2 separate regions of the Homo sapiens genome follow, and region 1 is linked to region 2. Evidence: chromatin contacts called from ENCODE Hi-C or POLR2A ChIA-PET data. All regions are on one chromosome and are shown on one strand. The core of a region is the stretch at or near the end of the contact, and the rest is flanking DNA. Distances in the headings are between cores, read along the strand shown.

Region 1 (5,999 bases), core at 736-3,235, 120 kb before region 2:
GGGGTTTCACCATGTTGGCCAGGCTGATCCACTTGATCCACCCACCTCGGCCTCCCAAAGTGCTGGGATTACAGACATGATCTACCGCGCCCGGCCCTCAGTGTCAGAACTTTTCTGGCTGTGGGGGTCAGGCTTCAGCAAGCACAGACGGGCATGCTGCAGTTTGCAGATACTCCCACACTCTGGCAAGTTCAGACCTCAGGCTGCCATGGTTCCATTCTGTCTCAAACATAGGAATTCCGCTATTATCATAAAATCAATACGAGTTCATTGATGAAAACTTGAAAGACACAGAAGAATATTTAATAAAAACACACAGTAGTTGCATGAACTGGTGATTAGCTCTGTTCATGTGTTGGTGTGCATTGCCAGTCTTTTGCTTCTGCATTTATTTTTTGCTACAATTTACACTATATTCCATTTATATTCTTTCCCCCATGTTACTAAAATTCCCCTAAAATTCTAATGAATGAACACATAAGAGTCAAGGCTGGCCAGCGCGGTGGCTCATACCTGTAATCCCAGCACTTTGGAAGGCCAGGGCAGGTGGATCACGAGGTCAGGAGTTCGAGACCAGCCTGGCCAACATGGTGAAACCCCGTCTCTACTAAAAATACAAAAATTAGCCGAGCATGGTGGTGCACGCCTGTAATCCCAGCTACTTGGGAGGCTGAGGCAGGAGAATTGCTTGAACCTGGGAGGTGGAGGTTGCAGTGAGCCAAGATGGTGCCACTGCACTTCAGCCTGAGCGACAAAGCCAGACTCTACTCGGGAAAAACAGAAAAAACAAACAAACAGACAAACAAACAAGCAAAAAAAAAAAACGAGGCAAGGCTGTGAAGCAGCAGCCGTGTTGTCCTGGTTAGGAGCATGGTTCCTTGCTCCGTTCTTTCTCTTCCTCTGTGTGGCTCGGCTTCTCACCTGTAAAGGTAGAGGATACTGTCCACCCCCTAGACGGGCTATGAGGATGGAGTGAGTTACCACAGGTACAGCACATGGAGCAATGCCAAGCCTGTGCGGGGCTCAATATTTTCTCCTACCTCTGTTGTTATTTTTGCTCATGTGTTTATTTCCTCACTGTTCCTAGAAGTAGAAGAGTAGAGGTACTTGAGAAAGAGTACGTGCATTTTGAAGGATGTTGATACATATTGTCAGAAAAGCAACCTTAGGAAGTGGACTAGCACATGTTTCAGGATCTTGATACATAGTGTCAGAAAAGCAGCCTTAGGAAGTGGACTGTTTTTTATTTTTTGAGACAGGGTTTCACTCTGTCGCCTAGGCTGGAGTGTACTGGCACAGACACTGCTCACTGCAGCCTCCACCTCCTGGGCTCAACAGTCCTCCTGCCTCAGCCTCCCCGGTAGCTGGGACTACGGACATGCAGCATCATGCCCGGCTAGTTTTTTTATTTTTTCTGTAGAAATGGGGTCTCACTTTGTAGCCCAGGTTGGTCTTGAACTCCTGGGCTCAAGTAATCCATCGTCTTCTGCCTCCCAAAGTGCTGAGATTATAGGTGTGAGCCACCTCACCTGGTGAAAGTGGATGATTAAATTGTATTTGTTTTGATATAATTACAGAAATAGTTCATGGTCATTAAAAAGTTAAAAATAAAAATGTCCAAACTTTTTTTTTTTTAACCATCTATCTCCTGCTGCCGCCTGCTGGGATGAGGCTGCTGTTAACAGTGTTCTCGGAAGCTTTTTCCTGCCGGAGGAAAAGCACACACACACGGACTCTTGTTTTGTTTTGCAACAATTTTCCACGTAGCTCTTGACTTTTATGTTTTTGTGGCCAAATGAGGAAAGGAGCCCTTGCCACTGCCTTGTCGTGGCTGTGGCTCACACTGTCCTTTGAGGTGGGGTGAGCCCACCAGTTGAGTAGACGGGTTCCCTCCCCTCCCCTCCCCTTTCACGGGGCTGTGAGTGCGGGAGGAGGAGCCTGGTCGCTCTTGCCAGCCTGGATCCTATGCATACCCACAAGGAGGAAGTCCTGTTGGGATCTGCCCGGGCTCCTGGGAAGGGTCAGTTGGGAGTAGAACACCCTCGGGTGCTTGGATTGTGTACATGGCCTTTTCCATTCTTGGATGAGCATCTTGGCCAAACATGACACATTTTTAGGGCACTGTTTTTGCAAAGGCATCCAGCCAGCTTAATCTCTTGTAAAATGTCCAGGGTGAGACACTGCTTAATGTTCGTGCGTTAAATAAAAATGATAAGACAGCAAGGCCTCTTTTTGTTAACACTGTTCGGTGAGTTCAGCCCTAGAACTGCCGTGTAGGGCAGCGGGTTCACAGTGGTGTTCCTCTTCTCTGGTATCTAAGCCACACACCCCCATGGTCTCCAAATTTACACCTAATTCCGTGTCTGCACCGCCTCGTGTTCCCTCAGCTGGGCATAATTCTTGAGAAGGAAAAAAAAAAACTGTAACAGAACTTGAGGACCTGTGACAAATAAGAGGTAGAAAAGAAACAGGAACTTCTCATTCCAGGGCATCGCCCCTCCCTTTCAAAGCTCACACTTTGGTGTCAGGTTGCCTCTTCCTATCTTTCTAACTCAGCCTTGACAAGGGACATGTGGTTGGCATTTGAGCCAAGACAGGGACAAGGCCGCCGGAACCCAGCCTGTCTGTTATGTAATGCCATCTCTGATCGGAAGGATAAGGCCGAGGACTGGCTGGCCTGAGCTCCCCACCTCCTCTCCGCCGACAAACCCCTGACTGGTGTTCCATCTGGAGTCTCCCTGTGGGTCCCTCTCCCAATGAAACTGGCTGCCGTGCCCACTGGATGCCTTTTTCTTGGACTTTCTCCTGCCACCCTGAAGGCCTCGGTGTGTCCAAGTCATCACCTTTGCAAATATCTGGTTCATCTGCAAAACCCTCTCTGCATAGTCTACACAGAGTGCGGTCTTCCAGAACTTGGAGCAGCTTGAGTCATCCCACAGGACCAACGATAGATAAGTGCAGAGTCCACACCCGGCCCAGCCGCGGCTGCGGCCAGGAGCAGTCTCAACTATGTTTACTCACAACACTTTGGACACCAAATGTGTGGGGGTTTTTCTCACACCGATTATCAGTTCTTCAACTCTGGTGCCAACTGGGTGTCCTACAGTTCAACTCCATTCTGACATTACTCAGACTTAACACAGATCCCAAAGGCCCAGGGCTAGGTCCCGCAAGACGGCCCCCACTTCAGACACCAGGCGTAAGCTCCGGGTTGCCCCCGTTCTTCTGACTATCTGTAGATGGCAGACTTCCCCAACCCACCCCACTGAGGTTCACATATTTTACTAGAGCGGCTCATAGCACAGAACTCAGGAAAACAGTTTACTAACTATTACTAGTTTATTGTGAAGGATATGACTCAGGATCGGCCACATCGAAGGGATGCTTAGGCGGGCGGAGGGGGAGGGCAGGGACTCCAGCAGCTTCATGCCCTGCCTGGACGAGCCACCCGCCCGGCACCTTGATGTATTCACCACCTTGGAAGCTCCCCAAACCCATCCTTTCAGGGTTTTTATGGAGGATTCATTCGCTAGGCATGATGGATTACATCATTGGCCATAGGTGATTGAATGCGACCTCTAGCCCCTCTGCCCTCCCTGGAGGTGGAGTGGTGGGATGCTGGAGGTGGGGTGGTGGGATGCTTGAGGTGGGGTGGTGGGATGCTGGAGGTGGGGAGGTGGGATGCTGGAGGTGGGGAGGTGGGATGCTGGAGGTGGGGTGGTGGGATGCTGGAGGTGGGGTGGTGGGATGCTGGAGGTGGGGTGGTGGGATGCTGGAGGTGGGGTGGTGGGATGCTGGAGGTGGGGTGGTGGGATGTTGGAGGTGGAGTGGTGGGATGTTGGAGGTGGGGTAGTGGGATGCTGGAGGTGGGGCTCAAAGTTTCTCAAGTGACCAGCCCCCATCCTGGTGCTATCTGGGGTCCCCCCCAACAGCCCTTTTGTCAGCATATAAAAGACACTTGGCCAGGCATGGTGGCTCACGCTTGTAATCCCAGCACTTTGGGAGGCTGAGGCAGGTGGATCACGAGGTCAGGGGATCAAGACCATCCTGGCCAACATGGTGAAACCCCGTCTCTACTAACATACAAAAAATTAGCTGGGCGTGGTGGCACGCGCCTGTAGTCCCAGCTGCTTGGGAGGCTGAGGCAGGGGAATTGCTTGAATCTGGGAAGCAGAGGTTGCAGTGAGCCGAGATTGCGCCACTGCACTCCAGCCTGGCGACAGAGCAAGACTCCGTCTCAAAAAAAAAAAAAAAGACACTCTTCTCAAAAGACGCTCTTATCTCTCGGGAGATTCCAAGGGTTTTCAGAGCTTTGTGCCAGGCATCAGGAACAAAGACCAAACACATATTTATCACAGGCAGCAGGCCCTGCAGGGCTGTGGCATTTTCCTAAGGGAATTCTCCTGGGTGCCTGCCTTGCAGGGTATCTGCTCAGACCGGGTGTGGAAGCACGCTCCTGCCCACGGCTGCTGTGAGCAGGCTCCAGTGAGGGCTGGCTTGGAGGCAGCAGAGCATGGCCTTTAAACTTTTCTCCGGGGCTCTCTCTGCATTCTCTTCTAGTCCCAACATGCACCGAGTGCATTTATTTCTCCTAGACTTCAATTACCTTCTTACACAAGAGTAACAAGTTTCTACCTATGTTGTCTTTCCTCATGTCTTGGGAGAGGTTTGCTCCAGAATGTTTGACCTAGAAGGAGGAAATTCCTATTTCCATATCTCAAGCCACCTGAGAGCCAGCCCTTCCCCCGCAGGTTCAGCCACAGCCCTTCCCTGGCACGTGGGGGTTCAGAAGCTTTTCATGACCCCTTCCCTGGGGGTCTGAGGTCCACACATCAGTAAAAAGATGAATGTGAATCAGGGCTTAGGAACTGTGCTGTGACAGGTCACTCACTGAAAAAGAGTTGCATTTCTTTTAGGAAATATTGTAACCGAATACCCTCATTTTCTTTCTTTCTTTCTTTTTTTTTTTGTTTTGTTTTGAGACAGAATCTCACTCTCTTGCCCAGGCTGGAGTGCAGTGGCGCAATCTTGGCTTACTGCAACCTCCGCCTGCCGGGTTCAAGTGACTCTCCTGCCTCAGCCTCCTGAGTAGCTGGGACTACAGGCACGTGTCACCACGCCCGGCTAATTTGTTGTATTTTTAGTAGAGATGGAGTTTCACCATGTTAGCCAGGATGGTCTCGATCTCCTGACCTCTTGATCCGCCCACCTCGGCTTCCCAAAGTGCTAGGATAACAGGTGTGAGCTACTGTGCCTGGCCCTGAATACCCCCATTTTCTAAGAAAAAGAGTATGAGTTATTGTTGGTTTATTATTATTTTTTTCTCTTTTCTTTCTCCACTTCCCCCTGCTCCCCACTTTTTACTTAGCCCTTCAGAAATGCAATTATAGCCTCTTACCTCCCTTTCACCAGAAACTGCCTACCGGGAAAGCTTACCTAACCATGTGCTCAGGTGCTCCAGAATGAAACCCTCACCCACCAGGAGGTTGCCTGGAGAGAGAACAGTCGATTTATAACCCAGAGTGTGCCCATGATGAAACTCTCTCCCACCGGAAGAGTTTCGGCTGTTACAATCTAGTCCTGTCCACTAAGGCACCACTGGTCACCAGCTTGGACACTCAATAGATAAGGCGCCAAAGCAAGTTAGGTGAACCCTCACCTGCTCGCTTCCTCCCTTTCATGACATTCATGCCAAGCCCCCTTTTGAAAGTGCCTGCTTTCTGCCCCAAAAGCAAAGGGGTACCCTTAAGGCAGAAGCCTGTTCTTCCCCTAAGCTAAGCTTTGGAATGCAAAGTCACTGTCTTTATACCAGACCTGCTCTTGTTCATCATACTCTGCTAGCAGCCACTGCCTGAATTCTGGTTACAGTATGGTAACTGTGGCTTTCAACGTAACTTTCATTTGGAAAACTTGCTGATGAGGGCAGGAGCTGAGCTGGACACTTGGTGATCTTTGGAGACTTGAGTGATGTCGCCTGGCATGGTGTGGAGCCAGGAGTC
Region 2 (6,483 bases), core at 1,795-4,294:
TGCAGCCACTGCAGGTCGGAGCTGCTCGGCTCTGAGTGGCAGATGCCTGTGTTCTCAGGTGTGAAGAGCCACGCCTGCGAGCAGTGTGGGAAGTCCTTTGCCAGGAAGGACATGCTGAAGGAGCACATGCGTGTGCACGACAATGTCCGCGAGTACCTGTGTGCCGAGTGTGGGAAAGGTGGGTACGGGTGCTGGGGACATGGGCCAGGCTCAGCCAGGCCACCCTGCTGCAGGGTGCTGGAAGGGGACATGAGCGAGAACTGGGAGTGTGGGGAAGGTGGGTGTGGCGGGGGCGGGGGCCGGGGCCACGGGCCGAGTGTGGGAAAGGTGGGTACAGGCGCCAGGGCCACGGGCCAGGCTCAGCCAGGCCGCTCAGCTGCTGCAGGGCGCTGGGAGGGGATGTGAGCGAGAACTGGGAGTGTGGGAAAGGTGGGTGTGGGTGCTGGGGGCCACGGGCCAGGCTCAGCCAGGCCGCCCAGCTGCAGGGCTCTGGAAGGGGATGTGACCAAGGTATCTACCATAGTGCGAGAGGCATTGCCAGAGTGTGGCCCTGGAAGCCCATAGGCTTCAGTCGCTTACTTAAGGAAAGAAGGACTCGAGGCAGCATTTAAATCAGGAATCTGCAAGAAAAATCAAGTAGTCCAGAAAGCAGAAAGATGTGATAAATTTAAAGGCACAAACAAATCGTTTTAAAAGTAGGAAAATAATGCAGGATCTAATTGTTTAAAGTATAGAATGATTCCCAAAGCCACCACGGGGTCTGACAGTAGATGCAAAACCCTCAGCGTATTCACTACGCAGACTAGAATCGGCTGCGTGGTGAGAGAGAAACTCACCACGGCCGAGGAATCTTCATTGTAACGACAGAACATTCATTAATAACAAACCTAGTAATAAGATGTCTCAACTTAGTAAGCAAAATACAAAGATAATTCCAGTACACATCATAATTTTAACCCATTCCTGTTTTTATTTTTTTTTTAAAACAACTTCCTAAAAGTTTTGGAGCAGCAGGTTTGTCTTGGGCTGTTTCAAGCGACCCTGCTCATGCTGTCCCGGTGACAGTGTGTTGGAAACACAGGAGCTGCATGAACTGCACTCGCCGGGTGACCCCTATGAGCACCCGTAGAATAACGCTGCGTGTCAAAGCCTAAAAGAACTGCCTGCAGAAAAGGCCAGAAAGGGGGTCTTTCCTTTCCCCACTTCCTGGCCCTCTGTTCCTCACCTCAGAGGCCAGCACAGGCTCTTGCCCCTCCTCCAGGGTAACTTTGCGCAAGGACGGCACATGGGTGGTTATTAAAAAAGCAGCGCATGCACCTCGCCAAGACATATTTTTTAAACAATACAAACAGGTCTGGAAGGTGGCATAGTTACTCTCCCCTCAAACCCCAGCCGGTCCTCGCAGAGCCACTGCGGTGGTTTCTCTGAACGGAATGTCAGTAGCAATGTCTGCCTGCCTTAGCGGGACAGGTGGTTTCTCTGAACAGAATGTCGGTAGCAGTGTCTGCCTGCCTTAGCGGGACAGGCTGGCTTGCTCTTTATCCGCGTCTGCCTTAAGCTCCCAGCCCCTTTCACCACCTGCTCCTCCCCTTTCCTCCCCAATGCCCCCAAGAAGTAAAATGTTTAAGACAGTGTGGTGAGCCTGGCTGGAGGGGTCCTGAGTAGCGCGTAGAGACAGGAGGGGCAGGGGTGGGGGCTTATTCAGGGCCGGGCCTCTTAGGCAGGCAGAGAGGAGCCACACCTGGGTCCCCTGCAGGTCCCCAAATGCCACCAGATGCCCTGGGAGGCAAGGGGTGTGGGGTAAAGCCACATTTTATAATGTTGTAGACATTTTAGTGTTTGAAATGTATTAATTATTTAGTTGCATCGTTTTTTAAAATGAATTCTGAATAGCTGAAATAAAATGCTGGCATTAATACATCAGTTGCCAGATTTATTTTACAGAATACCAAATTCCAGTATTGTCATCGTGCTATCACGCAACAGTTGCTAGTACATACCAGCGCATGCTTGTGCTCATTTGTTTTTTTGATACTTTGCTATTTTTTTTTTACTTGAAAATACGTCTTGGAGATCTTTTTATATCGGAACATGTAAATATTGCCTGGTTTTATCTTTCAAGCCCTTCGTACGATTCATATAACCAGACCCTTTATTTTATAAAGTTTCTGGTTGTTTTGTTATAGTCATTTATTATTACAGTGTTGCAAGAAACACTGTTGCATATTATTACTTTACATTTTTTTCCAGAAATTCTAGCCCTGACCAGGGAATTAGTCAGTGTCAGGGACCAAGTGGGAGGCTGTTAGTAGTCGTGAGAGCCTGTCACCAGCAGGTGGAGGCAGGGGCCCAGCCAGTAGGTTTTCTGTGTGTGTGGAGGAAAACGTCTTGTTCAGAATCACATCATGGGCCTTGAACTACTCAGGAATGATCTACAAGAACTTACTGTGGCCAGTAAGAATATGACACCAGGTATTGAAAGCTATAAAAAAGGCATCCCCTGTTCGGGATTAGAAATTATAAGTATTTAAAAAACATCAGTTTTCCCCACGGTAATTTGTAAATGGATTGACTCACAATCCCAGTAGAGCAAGCTTTAAAATTTCCTCTGTCTGGCAGTTGTGTTTATTTTGAAACTGTTGGCAGATTTTCTTTGTTAAATGGAAGAAAAAACATTACTGTCACCAATGCTGGCTGTGGTGGGGAGGTCAGAATGTGGAGATGCCATCTCTTCTGTATTTTCTGGGTTTTCTGTGACTGTGTATTAGTTTTGAAATTTGGAATATGTTCATTTTAGAAGCAGGAAGAGGGAAGTGCTGGGGTCTGGGCGTGTCAGCAGTGACCGGCACTCTTTTTTTTTTTTTTAATCAAAAGGATTGACAGTAACTTTTTCAGGTGGAATCACTCTTCGGTCATTGGTAATAGGCCTGCAGGTGCCGTCCCCACCCGAGGCCAGGAGTTGTGCAGCTGTGTGTGCAGGCAGCGGGCTTCATCGTGGGGCCTTTGCTCCCCCTGCTGGCCCAGCCGCGCAGTTTTCTCGTAGCCAGGGAGGTCTTCTGGCCCGGCCTTTAGAATTCTGGCAGGAGCTGGTGGATGGTCACCCCTGCATCTGGTGAGGGTGGAATCACAGGGGAACCGTTGACCAGCTTACTACAGAGCTGTGTTCAGGCTCAGTAGTTCTTCCCCAAATGTGGAGGGAACACGGTGGCCTGGGAGTGCAGGCTGCCCACCGCCCTGGGCAGGCACAGTGAAGGCGCCTCTTCGGGGCTGGGGAGGCTGCCTTTGGGCTGGGTCGCCCTGTTCCCTGGTGCGTGTCAGCCTCACGGTCAGGTGTACCAAGCCGCACATGCCTGTGCCCCCTGCGGAGGGCCTTGTACAGTGCTGTCCCTGCCAGCGCACCACAACCTCTGACTCAGCCCCTATGCCAGGGCCACCCTCTCTCCACTGGCTGTGTGAGTGAGGCTTTGGAGTATTTCAGCTTCTTAAGATTGGCTTCTTAAATTACAGGTAGATTGAAACCATCTCGCGTCCGAATCCCAATCACCACTCATATTGTCAAGGTTGAAGGGAACCTTTAGTCATGCTTGTATTAATCTATCTCTCACCGAATTCTCCCGCCGGGTTGCCATGGGCACGCAGGGAAGTTTACCCACCGCCCCGGCGTTGCTCGCGTGGTCAGGGCTCGGCCAGGCCCTGGCAGGAGTGAGTGAACCTGATGTTGCAGTCAGTCCCTCCCGGCCTCTGGGCACAGTCACTTCCCAGGTCTCACCGCTGGTGGACTGACCGGGATCCTCGGGGGCCGGCCCACACCCTCACCAGTACCGCACGGGCCGCTGCCTGTGCCTGCCCCAGGGTCTCGGGCATGGGCCCCCAGGTGGGCTGCGTGGGGGTGTGGCCGCCTCTGACTCGCTGTGTCCTTGAAGGCATGAAGACCAAGCACGCGCTGCGCCACCACATGAAGCTGCACAAGGGCATCAAGGAGTACGAGTGCAAGGAGTGCCACCGCAGGTTCGCGCAGAAGGTCAACATGCTCAAGCACTGCAAGCGGCACACGGGTGAGTCCGAGGCCCGGGCCGCGCCAGCCACGGCGCTCACTGTGTAGGGAAGCCAGGTGGGCCGTGGGAGAAGAGAGAGCCGCCTTGAGACGATTCCTCTTTGTGATTCCCACTGAGTGCCGGGTTCCCCAAGAGAGCTTCCTGGGGCCGGGGTGAGCAGCTGCATATCTCAAAAGGTCCCCCTCCCACAGGGGCCTCGTCACCGGAGAGCATGCTGCACAGCTCACTTCCGGCATTGGGAGACTGGTCAGTCTTTAAATGTTCCTCCCGTTCAGCTGTTTCCCCCTCAGGAATGTGCACAAGAAATAGCGACCAGACAAGGGCCAGGGATGTGCATGCAAGGTTGCTTGTCATCTTTTGAGTTAGGGAAGGCGCTGGAAGGTCAGACGTGGCCTCGGTAGGGCACTGGCTAAGCCATGGTGAATCCAGAAAAGAGCAAGGTGTCCGCTCGGGTGATGTGTGTACTACGCTGATGTGCATAGAAAGGAGTCGGTGACGCGACAGGTCAAAGAGCAGCCTGTGCCATCTCTAACACAAGGCCAAGATCTTAGAAAACACTAGAGCAGCCTGCGCCATCTCTAACACAAGACATTCTTATAAAACACTACAGCAGCCTGCGCCATCTCTAACACAAGGCCAAGATCTTAGAAAACACTAGAGCACCCTGCGCAATCACTAACACGAGGCATTCTCATAAAACACTAGAGCACCCTGCGCAATCACTAACACAAGTCGTTCTCATAAAACACTAGAGCACCCTGCGCAATCACTAACACAAGGCCAAGATCTTATAAAACACTAGAGCACCCTGCGCAATCACTAACACAAGGCATTCTCATAAAACACTAGAGCACCGTGCGCAATCACTAACACACAGCCATTCTCATAAAACACTAGAGCACGCTGCGCAATCACTAACATGAGGCATTCTCATAAAACACTAGAGCACCCTGCGCAATCACTAACACAAGTCGTTCTCATAAAACACTAGAGCACCCTGCGCAATCACTAACACAAGGCATTCTCATAAAACACTAGAGCACCCTGCGCAATCACTAACACAAGGCATTCTCATAAAACACTAGAGCACCCTGCGCAATCAGTAACACGAGGCATTCTCATAAAACACTAGAGCACGCTGCGCAATCACTAACACAAGTCGTTCTCATAAAACACTAGAGCACCCTGCGCAATCACTAACACGAGGCATTCTCATAACACACTAGAGCACCCTGCGCAATCACTAACACAAGTCGTTCTCATAAAACACTAGAGCACCCTGTGCAATCACTAACACAAGGCATTCTCAAAACACTAGAGCACCCTGCGCAATCACTAACACGAGGCATTCTCATAACACACTAGAGCACCCTGCGCAATCACTAACACGAGGCATTCTCATAAAACACTAGAGCACCCTGCGCAATCAGTAACACGAGGCATTCTCATAAAACACTAGGGCACCCTGCGCAATCACTAACACGAGGCATTCTCATAAAACACTAGAGCACCCTGCGCAATCACTAACACGAGGCATTCTCATAAAACACTAGAGCACCCTGCGCAATCACTAACACGAGGCATTCTCATAACACACTAGAGCACCCTGCGCAATCACTAACACGAGGCATTCTCATAACACACTAGAGCACCCTGCGCAATCACTAACACGAGGCATTCTCATAAAACACTAGAGCACCCTGCGCAATCACTAACACAAGTCGTTCTCATAAAACACTAGAGCACCCTGCGCAATCACTAACACGAGGCCAAGATCTTATAAAACACTAGAGCACCCTGCACAATCACTAACACAAGGCATTCTCATAAAACACTAGAGCACCCTGCACAATCACTAACACAAGGCGTTCTCATAAAACTCTAGAGCAGCCTGCGCAATCACTAACACAAGGCCAAGATCTTAGAAAACACTAGAGCACCCTGCGCAATCACTAACACAAAGCATTGTTATAAAACACTAAAGCACCCTGCGCAATGCCAATACAAGGCCATTCTCATAAAACCCTTCTGTATGGGCGAGTGTTTTTGTGCTTGTGGAGAGAAAATTGAGACATCAGAATTGAGAGGTTGTCCCTGAGTGGTGGAGTTGTGTCTCAGCGTGAAGTTCCCTGGCGTGAGCCTGTTCAGTGCCCCCTGGGGGCCCCTCAACTGCACGTTGGGTCCTGCCTTTATCCAGCCCACGTCACCTGCCTACCTTCCTCCCCTGCTCCCCAGAGTGGCGCGGGTTGCCACACGGGTCTGCTTTGGGTTGGCCGGGCGTGCCAGCCTCCTCTGCCCCTGGACTGCAGAAGTGTACTGTCCATCTCTTTCCTGGGGAATCTCTGTCCAGTATATGCTTTACCATTTTTGGGATACTCTTGCTCCCCAAGACTGGGCCACATGCCCTCATCTGGGTTCTCAGAACACC

What was found. Hi-C counts contacts between places; a loop is a spot of excess contacts on that map. ChIA-PET counts read pairs that join two places held with the same protein, here RNA polymerase II (POLR2A). Pooled maps may share reads with other maps.
Region 1: a map of PC-3 shows a loop between it and region 2 (14-fold over the local background). The contact joins two enhancer-like sites. A Hi-C loop is called at or near these places in 8 of 168 maps with a recorded cell type or tissue (B cell, CD4-positive, alpha-beta T cell, IMR-90 and 5 more), 18 of 37 single-sample maps with no recorded cell type and 12 of 50 pooled maps. POLR2A ChIA-PET finds 5 or more read pairs at or near these places in 2 of 52 experiments (OCI-LY7 and activated CD8-positive, alpha-beta memory T cell).

What each region holds. Positions count from the first base shown.
Region 1 is chr21:41,929,682-41,935,680 of GRCh38, reverse strand. All of the region lies in intron 2 of C2CD2 (C2 calcium dependent domain containing 2), which reads left to right. Among named protein-coding and RNA genes, the nearest start is that of SNORA91, 16 kb to the left of the region's middle. RefSeq lists an enhancer at 5,964-5,999. Within about 2 kb of position 1,985, at least 20 of the 41 ENCODE cell types and tissues checked have a DNase peak (open chromatin) inside an H3K27ac peak, as active enhancers do; they include PC-3, where a contact is called at or near this core.
Region 2 is chr21:41,813,277-41,819,759 of GRCh38, reverse strand. PRDM15 (PR/SET domain 15) reads left to right here. Exons shown (of 24, transcript NM_001040424.3): 18 at 59-178; 19 at 3,924-4,055. Among named protein-coding and RNA genes, the nearest start is that of RIPK4, 49 kb to the right of the region's middle. RefSeq lists an enhancer at 2,855-2,904. Within about 2 kb of position 3,044, at least 7 of the 41 ENCODE cell types and tissues checked have a DNase peak (open chromatin) inside an H3K27ac peak, as active enhancers do; they include PC-3, where a contact is called at or near this core.